Linked DNA regions of Homo sapiens: region 2 is linked to region 1. Evidence: chromatin loops called from intact Hi-C (ENCODE). Cell type or tissue: Caco-2. All regions are shown on one strand. Each heading gives the region's core, and the rest is flanking DNA. Links, peaks and the distances in the headings are about the cores only.

What was found. Peaks named below come from ENCODE experiments on the same cell type or tissue, not always from the same donor. Only the 100,000 strongest peaks of a DNase experiment are listed, where the experiment ranks them.
Region 2: a loop joins it to region 1, with 2.7 times the contacts of the local background. A loop is called at or near these places in 2 of 110 quality-filtered maps.

Annotation. Positions count from the first base shown.
Region 1 is chr2:78,536,693-78,547,192 of GRCh38, forward strand. LOC124906027 (a long non-coding RNA gene) reads right to left here and starts at 5,198. Exons shown (of 3, transcript XR_007087117.1): 1 at 4,880-5,198. It overlaps LOC105374820 (a long non-coding RNA gene), which reads left to right and starts at 8,839. Exons shown (of 4, transcript NR_136312.1): 1 at 8,839-8,905. In Caco-2, for the core only: a CTCF peak has its summit at 5,525 (motif pointing left); a DNase peak (open chromatin) is centred at 5,409; H3K4me3 peaks cover 1,294 bases.
Region 2 is chr2:78,346,789-78,357,288 of GRCh38, forward strand. No RefSeq gene overlaps it. Among named protein-coding and RNA genes, the nearest start is that of SNAR-H, 400 kb to the left of the region's middle. In Caco-2, for the core only: a CTCF peak has its summit at 4,624 (motif pointing right); no DNase peak of the experiment used is centred there.

The DNA.
Region 1 (10,500 bases), core at 4,040-6,539:
TTAACACACTTAATGGAAAGACTGCATGTTTTCCTTCAAAAATCATAAACAAAACAAAGATGTCTTCTGTCGTCACTCTTGGAAGTTCTAGGCTTCTCAATTGGGAAGAAAGAAAAGAGAAGAGAAAGGAAGGAAGGAAGGAAGGAAAGAAGGAAGGAAGGGAGAGAGGGTGGGAGGGAGGGAAAGAGGGAGGGAGGGAGGGATGGGAAGAGGGAAAGAGGGACAGGGCCAATTGGAAAGGAAGAAACAAAATTGTCCCTATTAACAGATTATGTGACTGCTTACATAGAAAATTCCAAGAATCTATAAAGAACAGTTCCAAAAGTAATAAGTAAATTCATAGAAGTCACAGAATATAATATTAACACACAAAATTCAATTAAATTTCTCTACACCAACAATAAATGTGCAAAAGCCAAAATTGAAAACACTGTATCATTTTCAAGTATTCCAAAAAATGACTCATATATAAGCAACAAAATATGTACAGAATCTTTATTTAAAAATTTAAAAGCACTGATTAAAGAAATTTAAGAAGACAATTTAATGTGGAATCATATTATGTTCATGAATTAGAAGGTTCAACATAGCAAAAATGTCAATTCTCTCCAAATCGATCTACAGAGTCAAAGCAAATCCTATAAAAATCCCAGCAAGGTTTTATAAATAGACACAGACAAGTTTATTCTGAAATATATATGGAAAGGCAAAACGGCTGTATAATAACTACAATAATTTTAATGAAGACCAAAGTAAAGTAGAGGACTCATACAATTCAATGTTAAGGCTTACTATATAACTATGTAATCAATATAATGCTTTATTGGTGGAGAAAAAGGAACATAAATCAATAGAACAGAATAAAAAGCCCAGAAATAGAACCACATAAATATGGTCAAACAAATTTTGAAAAAGAAAAGCAACAATTAAATATAGAAAGGACTGTTTTTTTCAACAAATGGTGCTGGAGCAATTGAAAAATTATGGGAAGTAAAAGAAAGAGCCTCAACCTAAAAACCTCACACTTCGTGTAAAAATTAACTCAAGGCCGGGCCTGGTGGCTCACCACTGTAATCTCTGCACTTTGGGAGGCCGAGCCAGGTGGATCACGAGGTCAGGAATTTGAGACCACCCTGGCTAACCCAGTGAAACCCTGTCTCTACTAAAAATACAAAAAATTAGCCGGGCGCAGTGGCAAGCGCCTGTGGTCCCAGCTACTCCGGAGGCTGAGGCAGGAGAATGGCGTGAACCCAGGAGGCGGAGCTTGCAGTGAGCGGAGATCGCGCCATTGCACTCCAGCCTGGGCGACAGAGCAAGACTCCCATCTCAAAAAAAAAAAAAATAAAAAATAACTCAAAATAGATCATGGGCTTAAAAGTGAAATGTAAAGTTATAAACTTTTTAGGAAAAAAAAGAGAAAATCTTTGTAGCTTAGATTTAGAAAAGATGTATTAGACTTAACACCAAAAGCATGATTCAAAAAAGGAAAATGTAATAATCACAATTAAGATTAACACTTTTAATTCTTCAAAAGATTCTGTGAAGATGAAAAATAAGCTATAGACAGAGAAAACATTTGCAAATTACACTAGCAAGAAAGCACTTGATTTAGAATATATGAAGTTCAAAACTCAGCAATAAAAACATAATCTAATTTAAAATTATGCAGAAGCAGCAGACATTTCACTAAGAAGTATAAACAGATGACAACATGAAAAGATGTTCAACATCATTAGCCTCAGGGAATGCAAATCAATAGCCAAATGAGATATCACTATGTACATATCAGCATGACTAAATTAAAAATTAACAAATAAACAAAATATGATAACACCAAATGCTGATGAAGATGTAGGGGAACTGCATTACTCACATTTGCTAATGGAAATACAAAATCACATAGGCACTCTAGAAAAGAGTATGTCAGTTTCTTACAAACTAAGCATGCGCTTACCACACAACCCAGAACTGTACTCCTTCACATTTGTATCAGAGACAGAAAAACTGATGTTTACACAAAAAACTGTATATAACTAATGCCCATAGTCACTTTATTCATAATAGCTCCAAAATGGAAGCAACTCAAATGTCCACCAGGTAAATGGTTAAACAAAATGTGGTACAATCACACCACAGAATACACACTAATTAGCAATAAGAAGAAACAGACCAACTTGTGTATAAAGATAATTCTACTGAGTAAAAATCTCCAATCATAAGGTTAGATATACCTGTTCGATTTATAGAACATTTTTGAAGTTACAAAATTAGAGAGAAAAGGAAGAGATATGATATTTCCAGGGATTATGAACTGGAGAAGGAAATGATGGAAGGAAGATGGATGTTTCTGTAAAAGTATAGCAGGAAAGATCCCTGAAATGAAACTATCTGTTCTGTATCTTGACTGTGGTTGTCACGTGAATCTTCACATCCGATAAAATTGAATAGAAATAAATATATGCACATACAGATATGTGCACACAAGCACATGAATTACACAAATCAGTGCTTGTAAAACTGTGGATTCTAAATAATGTTGGTGCCTTTTATCCATATTAATTTGCTGATTTCGCTATGCTTATGTAAAATATTACCACAGAAAAAACCCGGTGAAGGGTATGCAGAATCTTATTATTTATTACAACTCTACATGAACCTATGATTCTCTCAAAACATTTTTCTTGAGGCGGGCAAATCACCTGAGGTCAGGAGCTCGAGACTAGCCTGGCCAACATGGCGAAACCCTGTCTTTACTAAAAATACAAAAATTAGCCTGGCGTGGTGGTGCACACCTGTAGTCTCACCTATTTGGGAGACTAAGGTGGGAGAATCGCTTGAACCCAGGAAGCAGAGGTTTCAGTGAGCTGAGATGGTGCCACTGCACTCCAGCCTGGGCAACAGAGCAAGATTCTGTCTCAATTAAAAAAAAAAATTCTAAAATAAGGCAAAATAAGATGAATGAGACTAATTCACTTTTAAAAACATTAACTGGTAAATTATTTTTAAAATTTTAACTTGCAAGGGAATTCTACCTTCCATCCCAGGTTGGAAGAAGCATTACTCCCATCTTCACAGCCATGAAGACCTAGACAAAGAGCTGGATTAAATTCAAATTATGACTTTTTTTTAATCTAACAAAAAGAAGCTGAGGTACCATAACAACCAGCAACCCAAAACCTAAGGAGGTGTCTGCATGGGGAGAGAGAAGAGAGGATGTGCACATCTGGAGTAAATGCAACCAGTTACGGGTATGAACAGTTAGAATATAGAATAATTGAAAAAAATGAGTGAAAATGGAGTGCAGGCTGATGCAGAAATATGAAATACCTAGGATGCAGGCAAACAAACAAACAAGCAAACAAACTGGGGCAATATGTAACCTCTTTTAGGTTGTTTTCCTCCATGAACTCCATTGGATGCTTACAGAAAATACTATTCAAAAAAAAAAAAAAAAGCTCTAAGTAGCAGGACAGACCTGGAAGACAAAAAGAACACACCTATGCAAAAGCAGCAAAAAATTTTGCCTGGATTTTCTTCACTATCCCCACCATGAAACAAAAGCCTCAATCTATAGGGGAAAACCTATAAGGACATTGGTGAAATCTCATTGAATAAGGGATAAAGGAACAAGAAAAAGAAATTTGTAGTCCTGTGGGAGAAACAGGATTACGCACTGACCCCGTATCTGCAGCCATAGAAGGGGCAGAGTTAAAGAAGTCCCTAAACACAAGAAAACAGTGCATGCCTAAGACAGAGGTTCAACCAGAACAACAGAGATCACAGCTTATTTCTTCCTACCACTAGGCTATCTAGCTTTTTGAAAAACAAGTAACAGTAGACTTCTACTGGGGGAAGTATAGGAGAAGCACAAGTACATTTGAGTATATTTATGTAATCTCTATTTTAATCCATTGATCTATCATTCTATCTCACACTGTCTGTTTTACTGCAGGTTTTTAGTAAGGCTTAAAATCCAGTATTGTGATTTCTCCAACTGTATTCTTCTTTCCAAAATTGTTCATCTTTTGGAGTTCCTTTACTTTTGCATATAAACTTTTGATTTACCATGTCAATATCAATGAAACCACCTACTGGGACCTTGATTAGACTAACTTTAAGTTCATAAACTGATTTGAGGAGAATAGACTTCTTTATTACGCTGAGACTTCGAAACTGGGAACCTGTTATGTCTCTGCATTTATTTAGGTCTTTGATTACTTTCATCAATATTGCATAGTTTTCAGCTGACAGATCTTGTACATTTTCTGTGAGATTTGTATTTCATATTTTCACAACTATTCTTGTTATATTTCAGAGCTATTCTAAATAATACTGACATTTTAGTTTCTAATTGCTTATTATGTCAAAATTATTATATGTGGAAATGCAATTGATTCCTGTATGCCAAACTTGTAACTTGTGATCTTATTATTCTCTTATTAGTTTTAGGACATTTTTTAGAAAAAAAAAAACACTGAAAGTTTATAATAGATAATCATGTCATGAGTGAAGAGAAATCATTGTGTTTTTTTTTTCAAATATATGTGCCATTCACTTTGGGTCCATCATGGCGGACGGCATGCAGAACTAGATTGAAGCTCTGACTCTGACAGACAGAGCAGTGTGCGGGGGTTCGCATAGTGTATTTTAGCTCCAGAACGATTACAGGAATAAATCAGGAATCCTAAGAGGACCTACAGACCCTCTAAGGAAGCAGACTGTTTCTGCAGGACCCGGAAGACACCACAAATACTGTGAGTGCCCAAACTGCGGAAGTGGGAAAGGGAGAGCTTTTGCCCTCCCCAACCATCCCAAACCAACACACACACCTCCTGGGTAAATAGAAGGTCTAGTTTGCAGGAGAAGATTCTGGCCTTACCTGGAGCTGAATCCATTTAGAGAGCCCAGCGAAATACAGGGGTAGAGGAAGCAGCGGGAAAGGCCCTGGGAGCTAGCTGGTCTCCAACCAGGCCATTCCTGCCTGGCATCACAGGAATTCTTCGGGAGGGCAGCCAGTGGTATGGGGAAAACGCCGCAGGTAAAAGCAAATCTCTAGCTGAACTTTGTAACAATTTGAACCAGCTGAAAAGCCTCCCTTTTGTTTAGCAGCTGGGAGGCGGGTAACCTGGGGCAAGTTCTCAGCTCTGCGCACTGCCTGCCTAGTGCTGTTAATGGCGGCAGGGTGGCTGGGTGAGGCCGGTGACTGCTGGCTTTCTCACACTTCCTGACAATCTGCATGACTCAGCAGAGGCAGCCATAATCCTCCTAGGTACACAACTCCATTGACCTAGGAACCTCCCCTCCAACCCCGAGAGCAGCTGCAGCAGGTCCTGCCCAAGGAGAGTGTGAGGTCGGCCACGCCTAGCCCCGCCTAGCCCCGCCCCCACCTGATGGTCCTTCCCTACCCACCCTGGTAACTGAACACAAAGGCCATATACTCTTGGGAATTCTAGGGCCCCACTCACTGCCGGTTCCTCTCCAGACTACCATAGCTGATGCTCTCTGGAAAGCGCCACCTCCAGGTAAGGAGGCCAACCAGCACAAAAATAGAGCATTAAACCACCAAAGCTAAGAACCCTCACAGAGTCCATCCCATTCCCCTGCCACCTCCACTGGAACAGGTACTGGTGTCCATGGCCGAGAGACCCACAGACAGTTCACATTACAGAACTCTTTGCAGACAACCCCCAGTACCAGTCCTGGAGCCTGGTAAACTTGCTGGGTCTTGGCTCTTAGGAAGCCACATCCATAGGAAAATTGGGAGAGTACTACGCCAAGGGAACACCCTGTGAGACAAAAGAATCTGAACAGCCTTCACCCCTTGACCTTCCCTCTGACAGAGCCTACCCAAATGAGAAGGAACAAGTAAACCAACTCTGATAATGACAAAACAAGGCTCTTTAACATCCACCCCCGCCCCAAATCACACTAACTCACCAGCAATGGATCCAAACCAAGAAGAAATCCCTGATTTACCTGCAGAAGAATTCAAGAGGTTAGTTATTAAGCTAATCAGGGAGGCACCAGAGAAAGGCGAAGCCCAGTGCAAGGAAATCTAAAAAACGAAACAAGAAGTGAAGGGAGAAATATTCAAGGAAATAGATAGCATAAAGAAAAAACAATGAAAACTTCAGGAAACATGGGATACACTTATAGAAGTGCAAAATGTTCTGTTAGGTCTTAGCAATAGAATTGAACAAGTAGAAGAGAGAAATTCAGAGCTCGAAGACAATGTCTTCAAATTAGCCCAATCCAACATCGACAAAGAAAAACGAATAAGAAAATATGAACAAAGCTTTCAAAGAGCCTGGGATTATGTTAAACAACCAAAACTAGGGACCTAAAGTGTTCCTGAGGAAGAAGAGAAATCTAAAATTTTGGAAAACATATTTGGGGAATAATCAAGGAAAACTTCCCCAGCCTTGCTAGAGACCTAGACATCCAAATACAAGAAGCACGAGGAACACCTTGGAAATTCATCTCAAATATATGTGCCATTTTACTTATTTTTCTTGCCTTATTATGCTGGCTAGGATTTCCAGTATAATGCTTAATATCAATGATGAGAGTAGACATTCATGGTTTTTTTTTTTTTTCTGATCTTAAGAGAAAACTTTCAGTACTTCATTATTAAATATGAGGTTAGGTAGGTTAAGTAAATTTTGTAAACATTCTATTATGTTCCAAGTTTACTGGCAGCTTTTAACATGAACAGATGTTAAATTTTCTCAAATGCTATTTCTCTATCAACTAATATAATCACATTTTTATTTGTTTTATACTGATGATATAATGTATTACATTGATATATTTTTTGAATATTGAACCAGTTATTATTGCTACAATAAAACCTACTTGGTTATGGTATAATATTCTTTTTATATATTGCTGTATTCAGTTTGCTAATATTTTTTGAGGATTTTCAGATCTATGTTCATGATGAAAATTTGTCTGTTTGTATGTTCATTTTCTTGTACTATCTTCCATCTGGTTTTGATATCACAGCTATTCTTGACTCAGAAATTGGAAAGGTCTTCTTCCTGTTCATTTTTTAACTTTTTTGGAGTTGACTTTTTTCTTTAAATGCTTGATATTACTTCCCAGTGACATGACTTGTGCATAAAATGTCCTTTCCCATACCATTTTAACCATTATTTTAAGTTTCTTAATAAGTTTACTTTTGAGTAAATTTTGATAGCTTTCTGGTATGATTTGAATGTTTTGTCCCTCTGTAACTCATGTTGAAACTTGATCTCTAATGTAACAGTATTAAGAGATGGGGCATTTAAGAAGTTGTGTCATGAGGATTCTACCCTCATAAATGGATTCATGTATTCATGGATTAATAGATTAATGGATAAGTGGATTAATGAGTTACCATGGGAGCAGGTCCATTATAACAACCAGTTTGGCTCTCAGTGCACCTCTCTCACCCTGTGATGCCCTGTGTCAGGTAATGATGCAGCACCAGGCCCTCACCAGAAGCTGACCAGATGTGGCTGCCCAATCTTGGACTTCTCAGCCTCCAGAACTCTAAGAAACATTTTCTTTATAAATTAATTAGTCTTAGGAATTCAGTGATAGCAACAGAAGGGACGAAGACACTTTTCCCTTTCATGAAGTTGGTCCATGTCATCTGAGTTGTAAATATTTTTGTTCATAGAGTTTTCTTCCAGCATCTTCTTATTAATTTTTTAACCTTTGCATGGTCTGTAGTAGTATTCACTGTTTTATTTCTAATATTGACAAAAATGTATGTCTTCTGTCATTTTATTCTTTATCAGACTAGTTAGAAGTTTATCAATTTTGTCATTTTTCCCATTAACCATCTTTTTGTAGTTTTATTCATTTTGTGTGTGTGTTCTGCTATTAATTTCATTGCTCTCTGCTCCTATTTTTATTTCTTTTCTTCTGATTTCTTTAGAATTACTGTTTTTAATTTTTCAAGTTTCCTTAGAAAAGCTTTGATTTTAGGTTTGAGACTTTCTTGTTTTCTAATATTAGCATTTATTCCAATAAACTTCCTTCTAAGCACTGCTTTTGATAATGTTGTATTTTAAATTTTATTCAGTTCAAAATATTGTCTAATATCTATTGAGATTTCCTATTTAAGCTTTTAAATAACTTTGAAATATATTTTTAGATTTCCAAATATTTGCAGATTTTCCAGATTTAATTTGCAGATTAAATCTGCAGATCCAGATTTGCAGATTTAATTTCATTATGATCAAGGAACATACTTGTGTGCTTTCAATTGTTTTACATAAGGTTTCATTATCTTTTACAAGATGATGATTAATACTAATGAATGATTTCATACCAACTTGAAAATAATGTCTATTCTACTGTCATTTGGTAGTGTCCTATAAATGCCAATTATATCCATTCGGTTTATGATACTGCTTAGCTATTCTATCTTCTTGAGGATTTTAAAATTTATTATTGTGTTGATAATTTAGAGAAGCATTTCAAACCTCCAACTACAGTTGTGGATTATACATTTCTACTCTGAGATTTCAAATACATGTGAAATATATATTTATATTTTCATGTATGTCAAATATATTTTTAAATATTTTCAAATTTTCTGGATTTCTTATTTTGTTTATTAATGTTTTCCTATTTTAACTTCTGTACCTTTAAATTTTAGTGTCTAATGAATAAGTCCACACCTACTATTATTCTTTCCTTTGTTTTATTCATTGAAACTTTAATTTTTTTCTAGATTGACATTGATATCCCTTTGTGATAGCACCCCCCCAAAAAATTGTATTGTATTTGATTGCCGTTGTATTCATTGCATAATTTTAATGCTAACAAATTGGATAAATTTTTCAGAAAGTGGGCAGATTGACATTTCTGGCAGAACCCTAGGAGCAGAAAAAAAATCTGAAAAACAAATAAGGTAACACCACCTATATTTTTATATGTTGCTTTTAGTGTCATGTGTGACTTAGTCTCATTTCCGGACAGGGAATTTATGAACTCTGTGTATGGGGGTAGACAGAGTAAGGCCGATAGTAAAGATTTTCTAGCATTCCAAAAATAATCCTGCATTTATCCTGATAAAAAATCCAGAAAAAGATCCTACCAGAAAAGAAAACTCCAGGCCAATATCCCTGATGAATACAGGTTCCAAATTTCTCAACAAAATACTAATAAACTGAATGTTACAGCATGTTAAAAGAATCATACGCCATGATGAAATGGGATTAATTTCTAAGATATACAAGGATGGTTCAACATAAAGATCAATCAATATAATACATCACATTTAACAGAACAAAGGAACAAAGAGAAAATTACATAATCACCTCAATAGATGCACAAAAAGCATTTCACAAAATTCAACCCTGTTCCTGATGATAAAAAGAAAGAAACACTCAACAAACTAGGAATAAAAGGAAATGCAAATTGAAACCACAGTGATATAATCACCTCAAACCTGTTAGGATGGCTACTATGAAAAAACAAAGGATAAATATTGTCAAGGATGTGAGGAAATTAAACCCCCTGTGTAGTTAGTGATAATGTAAAATTGAGCAGCTACTATGGAAAACAGTATGGAGGTTTCTCAAAAAATTAAAAATATAATTACCATGTGATCCAGCAATTCCATTTCTGGGTATTTATCCAAAATAATTGAAATCAGGCTCTCAAAGAAATATTTGCACTCCTACATTCATAGCAGCATTACTCAGAAATGCCAAGTGGTAGAAACACCTAAATGTCCTTTGAGAGATGAATGAATAAAGAAAATGTGATTTATATAGACAATGAGATATTATTCAAATGTAAAAAGAAGGAAATCATGTCATATGACACAACTGTATTACCCTTGAGGACATAACGTTAAGTGAAGTAAGCTAGTTAATAAAGGACAAATACTGCATGATCCCATTTATATGAGGTCAGACTACTATAAAGTAGTCAGACTCTTGAAACAGAAAGTACAATGGTGGTTGTCAGGATGGCAAAGTTTAGAGATGTCTTTTATAGAGTTGTGATTATAGTGTTACTGGCAGGTCTTTGTTCTTGTCCCGCTCTCAAGATAGGGGCAAGCCTTTTTTTCTCTCACCTTGGGTTCTTGGCCTCACGGATTCCAAGGAATGGATCCTTGGGCTGTGTGGTGAGTGTTACAGCTCTATTAGAAGCAGTGGGTGACCAAAGAGAACCGTGGAACCCAGCGACTAGTGTTCAGCTCGATTAGGACAAACCCGGGCACTTAGCTGCGCTGGAACAATGGCGAGCCTCTAGCCCAATCGGGAGCAGCAATGGGCGCCTTGCTGGATCAGAAGTGCAGCGGACACCCTGCCAGATCCAGAGGGGTGGAAGTCAACGGGGGATCTGTGATGGCGGCATTCAGCAGTGGTTGACAGCAAGTGAAAGCTCAGCTCAAGCCGGAACAAACACAGACCGGAAGAGTGTGCAGTTGCAAGATTTAATAGAGTAAAAACAAAGCTCCCAAAATATGGGAGGGGACCCAAAGGGGTTGCCACC
Region 2 (10,500 bases), core at 3,505-6,004, 190 kb before region 1:
CAGTCTACTTTGCATTCGAGCTTCCAAAATTTTATTGTAGAATGTTATTTGTATATTATGTTTGTCATTATTTTATTCACTTTTGGTTGTTGCTAAGTTTTTACTGTTCTATTATTTTAGAAGAATTTCTTACATATAAGGCAACAAGAGTTTGGACTCAATACACCATTCTTAAACAAAAATCTTATCACCTCAATGTAATTTTAAAAACAAGTATTAGAAATTAATTACCATGTTTTGAGTACTTGCAATATTGTATAACTATCTAATGTAATATCAGATGTATTATTTAATTTGACCTTTATTATAAGCCCTGCAAATTACCATTATTGTAGTATTTGACAGTTGAAGAAATCATAGATGATAAAGAATTTGACCATAAGTCTGTCTGACTCAGGTCTTTTCTTTCTTATTTTTTCGTTTCTTATTCTTTCTTTCTTTCTTTATTTTGAAATAAAGTCTCGTTCTGTCTGCCAGGTGGGAGTGCAGTAGTACAATCACTGCAGCCTTGACTTCCTAGGCTTAAGCGGTCCTCCTACTTCTGCCTCCTAAGTAGTGAGGCTACAGGCATGTACCACCACACCTGGTTAATTGTTTCTAGTTTTTGTAGCTAGGGGGTCTTACTATGTCACCTAGGCTGGTCTCAAACTCCTGAGCTCAAGTGATTCACACCCCTCAGCTTCCCAAAGTGATGAGATTACAGGTGTGAGCCACCATGGTTGGTGACTCAAGCCTTCTCTAAAATTAAAAGCTGATACTTCCTTAAAAGCTTGTAATCCCTAACCTAACCATTTTTACAAGATATAGTGAGAGGTATCTTATGCTAAAAATATACAAGCAAAGCTAGAGGTTTATATGTCCATGGGAAATCACAGGTAGAATAGATTGAATCTAAATACAAAAGGGGACTGGGGAGTTCTTCCTAAATGTGATCTAAGCATAATATTTCAAAGGCCATGTAGATGATTAGATTACCCTCAACATTAAATATCAGACTAATTTAGCCTTTAAGATACACATTAAATATCATCTTCATAAACTCATTTCTCAAACTGAAATAACTTTCTCACTTTTTGAATATTCATGCTATTTTATATTTTTCTATTGATCAGTTTGAATTTGTACTTTCTTTCAAAACCACTAATACCTTGTACAGCATATACCTAAATGGTTGCCAAATATTTAAACAGCAAACTTTCTATTGTCATAATTGGAGGTCCTTAGTTATACAACAGAACTTGATATAGACTTGTGAATAACTTTATTATTCAGGCCTCAAATCTATGTGCATTCTCAGTATAAGCATCTAACCTCTCATAACATGGTCAAAGATATTAATCTATTTAGATGTTAGGATGTTAGGAACTTGGTAGAAGGTTTTTGTTTTTGTTTTTGTTTTCAGAGCACTCTAGGAAGCAGTAAATGTGCCTGGCATTTCAATGTGCATAAATCTGTGAAACATATAATAATAATATTTGGAACTGAAGATATAGAAATAGATGACAATTATTCATTTAACCTTTGAGTTTTCAGCAACTTGAGAATGACAGACAAATTAATTTATGAGTTCAGATGCAGAAGGTTAAGCATCTGACATAGACTAATGTGAACATTCAAAGATCAATAGAGCATCACTAGCTGAAATAATAAAATCAGAAGATTCAAATCAGATTCAGACCTAAGCTATTCCCATTACTTGTGCTGGAATTGTGGTAATTATATCTGTACATAACTTGTACTTTGTTACAGTTAAAATATATATTTTGAATATGTCTGTATGTATGTTATACATATATTACAATATATAATATTTTATAATCATCTTTATATATAATTATTTGATTGAATTTATAAAGTTCTGAGCAAAGAAATAAGTTAAAGAGAAGTACTTAAGTGAGCTTCAGTTAACATACAATTACATCAACCTCCTGATGTGCAGGTAAAGGTAGATGTTACGACTTACAGAATATTACCTTAGCAAGGTCAGTCCTTTTGTCATTGTTTTTGAAGTTGTACCTACAAGAAAAAGAGTATGCAATGGAATGCATACAAAGCAGAAAAATGTACAAATACACACACTTATTATGCCTGATATATATGTACATTTTAAGAAATATAGCAGAGAATGTTCACTATAAATGTCTCACCTTACACATACTTCTCTCTTTAACAAGAAATGACCACATTATTATTTCATATTAAATCTGATGAGTCCAGGAATTTCATAAATTACCAAGTCCACAAATGAATCTTACAAGTGAATAACCAAGTAAATCTAATTATGTATATACAAGAAATATGTATGAAGAACCATATTCATGTGAGAAACTCACAGTAGAAATAAATAAAAATTATTTTTATTTACAGGAGTATAAAACTAGAGGGAAATCAGACAAAGCAGACAATTTGAAGTAAAATAGAAGTCTATTTTAAGACTAAAGTAATAAATGTTAAGGCTGAAGTAATAAAAAGACATCTTGTTGGAAGTGAACTGGAGTGAGAATAATATTAGATAAATCATAGTCAAGATTTTAGGCTATAGAAAATACCTGGCGTGATTGCTATGCAGCATAATCAATTGTTTTTTTCTTCAGAGATAGGATCTTGCTCTGTCTCCCAGGCTGGAGTGCAGTATTGCAATCATAGCTCACTGTAATTTTGAACACCTAGGCTCAAGTGAACCTCTCACTTCAGCCTCTCAAGTAGCCAGAACTACAGGTGCACCCCACCATATGCGACTAATTTTTTTTTTTTTTTTTTTTTTTGAGACAGGGTCTTGTCATGTTCCTTATACTGGTCTTGAACTCCTGACCTCAAGTGATCCTCTCACCATGGCCTGCCAAAGCAATGGGATTATAGGCATAAACCACTGCACCTAGTTGAAAATACTGTTATTTAAACATAAATTAATGCATTCACTTCTTCAATATGAAGATGGGGTAGAGCAGTGAGTTTATTTCAGTAGTTGTTGGCTTTTTTACTTAAGAGATTTTAAAACATTTGTTTAAAAAAAAATCAGCAAACGTGTTAGTGTGGAAGAGATTTCAGCGGAATTTACAACTGATTTTAATAAAGTAACAAATTTTTATTACCTTCTATGAACCGAGACTTGACTTTGGTGGAAAGGAGCCTCTGAATTTGAGGAAAAGAAGGATAATTTAAGTCACAGTACCAATAACAACAAAATACTTTTTTTAAAAAAAGTATAAGCATGATTGAAGTAGGCCTGAACAAAATGTTGTCAGGTAGGAGCCCCACATCAATGAGGGACAAACTGATGAGACATTAATGTAGGTAAAATACACTATTACTCCAGAATCTTCAAGACACAAAGGCACGGGATTGCACAATGTACATAATGCCACTTTGAATAGCAGATATAATTGGGTATGGGGAGATAAATGTGGGATTCTCAACATAAGTTCTTTAGGACCAAAAAAGTACTCAGAGAGGTAATTCAAATAAAAAGTTTTGACAAAGTGCTGGAGACATACTGTTAAATTAGTTGTGAGTCAGAGTATACAAAAGAAGCACCAAAGTTGACACATTTTAGAATTTTGGCCATGAAAGGAAATAAAGACAATTATGCTTGAGGTAAAAAGTTTCTTGTTGCTTCTTGCTTGCTTTTTTGGTTGGCTGGCTTGATTTGTTTTCAACTGTGGAGGAGACATTTTTAAAGCAGAAAAAAAAAAGACATCAAGTGAAAGGCAAATGATTGAAAAGTCTGGAAAGAGAATGTGTAATTGATAGAGCAAGTTCCCTGAAGAGATAGTTGGAGGTGGGGTCAAGAGACTAGGCAGAAAGTTTAGCCTTAGAAAGAGGAAGGTTATATGAATGAGGGCTTACTTTGGGGTTGAGAGGGAAATGACTACAGTGGTAAATAAGGCGGAATCAGGATGACTGTCATTTCAGTAAGAATTTATTGAACGCATAACTTTGTTCTCAGCACTATTGGCACTGTACAAATTCCAGGGAAGACTTCAGAGAAATCGAAGATGCATTATGCCCTTAAAGTGTTTTCTAGTTATAATCTCAACCTTTTGGAGAGTTGAAATGGTAGAGATGAGAGAAGTTATGGTTATTCGGAAGAGATCATAATTCAGATATTTGATTCAGTAGATGCAAGAAAAGAAAAATTGTTCTGAAAAGTAAAGGTCTTAAGGAAAACTTAGCCTTAAAAATAGTCTAACAGGGAGAGAGAGCTTTACTTTTCATATTATTTACGTCTTATATCTTATAAAGTCAAGGAATATGACAGGGCTTTTCAGATGAATAGCCCTTTTTCCTCTCAAATCAAAATTTTCCATTTTGGAATAGATAACATATAAAGTAAACATAAAATGATGGTAACGTGGGACTTTTCTAATTTCTATAGCATGACAAAAATGAATACTGGACCAAAGGTATCTTGTGTCTTTTGCTTTTTAATAATAGAGTTTACATCATAATTGTGTAAGGTAAAACTACATGTATATACAAATATTTGCATCTTTTCTAAAAGAAATAGATGTAAACATATTTGTCGCATTTTATTACGGACCTTAGCCTCACTACTCTCATTTATATTAAAATTTAAATATAGTAACCTTGTAAGACTCACTTAAAGCCACCAGATGTCACTGTTTTAGATATGATACCTCCATCACTATTCATATGCCCTAGGTATAAAGAAATTACTAAACTTTCTAGTAAAATTATTTTCAAGCAAAATCATGACAAGCATAATTATGTTAGAATCTTATTAAAGGTCACCCCCAAAACTGTACGTGATACTTATACACATATGTCAGGAAAATATCCTCTGGGACATTATGGTTATACGATCATCTCAATTTTAATAGCTTTATAGTCAGGGATTCCATCTCATTCTTTGCCTTTTTTTTTTTTTTTTTTTTTTTTGAGATAGGGTCTCACTTTGTCACCTAGGCTGGAGTGCAGTGGTGCTATCAGAGCTCACTGCAGCCTTGACTTCCCCTGCCTCCAATGCTCCAGTGATCCTCCCACCTCAGCCCTCTAAGTAGCTGGGACTGCAGGTATGCACCACCACGCTGACTAATTTTTTTAATGTTTTGTAGAGATGAGGTCTCACTATATTTCTCAGGCTGGTCTTGAACTCTTGGGCTCAAGCTATCCTCCCAACTTGGCCTCCCAAAATGTGTCTTTTATCTTAGAGACTATTTATAATAATTAGTTCATTGTACGTAATTAACAAACACTTTAAAATACTAGAATATTAGAGTTGGAAACCATTTTAAGGACTGTTCAGAACAATTCACTCTTTTACACATAGTAAACATAAAGGAGAGAGATACATGACTGTTCTAAAGGCAAAGAGATATGAAAATGAAAATATTCAGCTAGTTAATATTCTTGACTATTTTTCTTATATAATATCACTTAATGATAAATTACTTTTTATGAGAACTGTAACGTGTGACCACAAGAAAATAAGATAAAGACAGTTAAAACATTTATAGATGTCATTAATATTTTTCAAAGTTCATAAATATGGCTTAAAGAGATGTATTTCTCATTTTTTATTATGAAAAAACTATATAGAACAAGAAGGAAAAATGTACAAAACTAGAAAAGACAAAGATATTGAGCATGGTTAACATTTTGTTCTATATAATTCTTGTAATTTTTCAGGATTTTATATATATATATACATTACTTAGGTGGTTGTAACATTCATATACATAACATACACTGTTTAAATATCTACTTTTGCTAAATAACAATATGACTACTTGCTCATGTTACCAATCTGGTCAAACCATCAACATCTCAGCCTCCTACCATTGACTAACTTATTCTATCAGGTAGGTAATTGTCTTTGGTCTTGCCATCAGCTGGGGAAATTGGTGTCTATGAGAATTGCCGAGCCAATGCTTTAAATGGAACTATTCAATTCCGGTAAACATTACTTCCATTCTACTCATTCACATGATCATATTTTGAGTCATTAGATAATCCTAAAATGTCTAAATCCAAAATATCAAATTCAGACATCTATTTTCTAAACGCGTCTTTCCACACATCCATCCATCACCCATTTGTTCTGAAGCAGCTAGGTCATCCAAGCAAGGGGGTTGCTCATTCCCTGATCTCTGCCTTTCTCCGAGTCAAACTCTCCTATTTTAATGTCCATGCCTACATTTGGAACATTGGTTTATACAAAGCTTAACAACCCTTGTGTGAATATACAACTTTTTGCCCTATTTCTCTTTTCTTTATATTCACCAGCAAACTTCTAGCCCTGGATCAACTTATTTGTCAGACACTCCATCTATGATTTCTCAAGATTCTGGAGAAAAGCAAGCAACCATGCACACTGGGTAACAACAACTTGATGGCCTACAGTTAGAGTTGAGCTGGGAATGTAGTATTTCAATATTTGTATGGTCTTTGGGTCATTTTCATCTCTTTCTATCCAGAGAAATATTTCAAACCGCCCTTGTGGATTGACACTGTGTCTCTCTCTCAAAAAAAACAGTAGACTGAAAAAAAAAAAAAAATGAGATCACTTCCTGAGACTGCCATGCTAATTCCCTATGTAAGTAGGTCAGAAAAGGGAAGATACTGGGCAGACAGTTAAAAGCTATTTTCTTGATGAGTTCTCAGTCCTACTGCTTGAGAATGATTCATCATGACTCTCAGTTCTTCCCTTCTAGGACCTTGGCTCTAACTTCTTAAATTATCCATGATTTTTCATAAAAAATTATTTTGTATTTGCAGCTAAGTTGTTTTCTCAACTGTCTTCATGCCCATAGAAGTCTGGGGACTCAAAGTTCTCTTTTCATTTTGTAATATCTCTTTCCCTTAAGTCCTACAGTTGGGCAAAATCATCTAACACAAAGGCTATTTTACAATAGTGTTGAATATGTTGTGTAATTTATTGAATACCATACTGAAAATGAAAAACAAAATGGTTTTATGGGGATCAGAGTACAATTCTACGGAATATGTTTCACTTTCATACCATCATAAAGCTGAAAAATCACAAGTTGAACCCTCAAGGAGTCAGAGACCATCTTTAATTTTGAGACAGTTTTGAAAACCTAGACTAAACATGGGAAAAGTGAAAATACACTAACTGGATTCTACTAACAAGAAATTGACCCAGATAGTAATGCATAGAAAAACCAATAAAATATATGAGAGGTTTTAAAAGGCAATGGGAAATTATTAACACATTTTTTAATAAATTATGGGAGGAGTTTCAAGAAAAAATAAAGGTAATGGCAGATTAAACACTCAAAGATCCAATAACTAAGAATATCTGAATTGATAAAAAATGAGTTCATAGATGGAATATTTATTAAAAGTGCCAACAAAGATGTATGAAAATAAACTCATACCTAGATAAAAAGGAGTGAAACTGCGAGTATCAATGTTAGACAGAAAATATTGAAACTACCTGAAAAAAGCAAAATGATATATAAAGACACAATATTAGGCTAATTACAGAATAATCACAGAATAATAACAGAATAAACAATTCCAGATACAAAAAAAATGAGTATTGTCTTCAAAATGTTGAATGAAAGTAACTATCACTTCAAATTATATATTCAGCCAAATGTATTAATCAAGGTGCATATTTTCAGACATAAAAAAGCTAACAAAATGTATTACCTTCAAAACCTTGATGAAGTATTTAGTGTAGAATATATTTATAGAGAATAAAAAATGAAGACAGAAAGATAAAATGAGAAATTAAAAACAACATGTGAAAATAAATTCAATATAACACACTAAATCTATTTATTGACTACAGAAATGTATTTTGTGTTTATAAAGCGGAAATTACAATTTTATATATCACAAACTCTAGGATGGGGAATTCATGGAATAAATAAGCTGTATTAAAGTACATGACTAGGTTTGTGTACAAAGTCAAAGGAAACCAGAGTAAAAATAAAGGAGATGTGTGAATAAAGAATATAAAGGCAAGAAGAGAAAAAAAAGATATGATAAAAATGTATGGCAAAATGAAAATTATGACTTAGTGTGGTGATATTTCTTAAGTGAGCACAGTGTTTCTTTTCTTTTTAAATATTTAATAGACATGTATGCCTCTTTATGTTTTCCCTCTGGCTTTAAAACGACTTCATTGAGACTTGAGTAAGTTAATAAAGACTTTGTAAAAGGTTTGGGAATGGCAGTCTTTCCTGATCATAATGCAACTTAATTAGATGTCAGTCACTCTTTTTAAAAGACTGCTTTTGGCTTTTAAAAGCTGGGGTTGAAAATTGACTCAGCATTATGCTAGTACTGTTTTGTGTATGTGTCAACAACTTCTTCCAACATTCCCTATAGTTCGCTGAGATCTCCTGAATCTATGTCCCATACATTTTCTGTTCAGTCCTTAACTTTAATATCTCCCATCTACTTAATTTGGCTTTACAACAATAATGTTTCACATGTTTGAAATCCTATTCTTCCATATTGTTGTTTCAGACTCCATAGGCAGGATGAGTAATTTAAACGCAACCTAACTAAAGGACATATATTCTACCTCAAATTCTGTAATAAACTCAGTGTGTGTGTGTGTGTGTGTGTGTGTATTTGACTTAGGAGCCCTGATATTTAAATGAATGAATTCTGAATCTATAAATGTCCAGACAGAAATGGGTAGTGATCCACATGATTTAGTAAAGCCTCAAATGATTCTACTGTTTTCAGAACTCCTATTTTATTATCAACTGCAATGTAATGTGTAAAATAAGTGTACAAGTCATTATCTAACTCCAATAGATGACCCCAGATCTTCAAGAAATGCATTATATTATTCTCCAAAGCATGTGACTGAATTGAAGCTGCCTAGATATGAGTTAAAAACAGAAAACAGCAGTAACTTTACAAATTTTGAGAGATAGCAGAGTGGCAAGATAATTGGATTTGGGATTATAAAACATGTCACCCCCACTCTGCCAGTTAGCTGTTGTGGACATTGAATAAAATCCCCTGAACCTTGGTTTCCTAACTTATATAGTGAAATACTGGCAATACCTACTTTGTGTTTCTCAGTTTTGCTGAGAAGGTCAACTGAGAGAACATGAATGAAAATATTTTGTCAACGAGACATTAATAGTAGCATAGTGGGAAAGAGTGAATGCTAAGAGTGAATGCTATGGACTCAGGCTCCTTGTTTTACAAAGCAGCTCAACCACTCTGATCAGGGCAAGAGACACAACCTCTTTAGGAGCTGGGCTTCTTGTGTAAATGTACTTACCTTAAAGAATCAGTGAGGTCATGGACTGAAAAATTGAAAACTTTCATATCAAGTACTAGATGTGTACCCTGGAAAGCACTCTGTGGCCAGGCATGGCAATGTGAGGGCAACTTGCACATAATAGCTGTACTGTGCGTGCTCAACTTGGGCACCAGGCCAAGGACTCCTCTCCATTTACGTTGACAGACATGTGTGTGTGTTGATCTGCTTTTTATATTTCCTTGCATCACAGTGGTTTGGCCTGAGAGTCAGGTTTGTGAATTAATGTAGGGGGAGATAAATAGAGCTTTGTCATGTTTAGTCTAAGACTGCTTAGGAGTTTAGCATATGAAGAAGTCCCAGATGGTTCAACCTGCTTAACGTAGCTTTATCTCAGACTTCGGAGCCAAAAACTCCAGCTAATAATGTATCATTTTGCATTGCTTGGATAATATATCTATCATCCCCCAAAACTGTACAGGAGGTTTCTTATTTTGAAATGGAATTTGTATATTCTAAACTTCTCCTGGCAAAGCTAGAGAAGGGACATATATATAGTCCCTTGAAAAGAACTCATTATCTGGACTCCTGGAAACTCCTGTACTTCTCACATTCATTTCTCTCTCCTGAAACTCTCTTCTCTCCCTAAACTCATTGTTTGGTGTCTGGTGAGATCCTCTCTTAGTTTCCAAGATGTCATCTTATTGCTGTGTCCTCACATGGCAGAAGGGGCCAATGCTGTGTCTCCAAGAAGATCATAGGAGCTAGCTAGTTCCCTGCACCTCTTTCAAGAGGGAACTAATTCGTTCATGAGGGTTGAGGCCTCGTGATTCAATCACCACCTAACGGACCCCTCAATTGCCTTAATACAATTGCCTTGGGGATTAAGTTTTTGACATAAGAATTTTAGACAGATAAATACATTCAAACTATAGCAAACATTACACAGTACTCCTATTTAAGCTTTTGTATTGGGCTTCAGGGACACACCTGCCAGTTGCCTGCCAATAACATTTACATCCTCATTCTTTAATTACAGAATCTACAACTTATTTAGAAATGCAAAAACCTAGCTAAAAGACGGCATTTCTGTGCTTCACCAGCAGCAACGTATGGCATGAAACTACCTTCAGACCAATGAGATCTAAGCAGAAATGTGTGGGATTTGGGGAAAACCCACATGCAAGACACTAAGTTGGGAAGTGTGCTATTGTGTTTCTCCTACATTCTTCTTTCTGCCACTCTAGATCCCAGAACAGTTAGAGCTTCCTCAGTTATCTGTG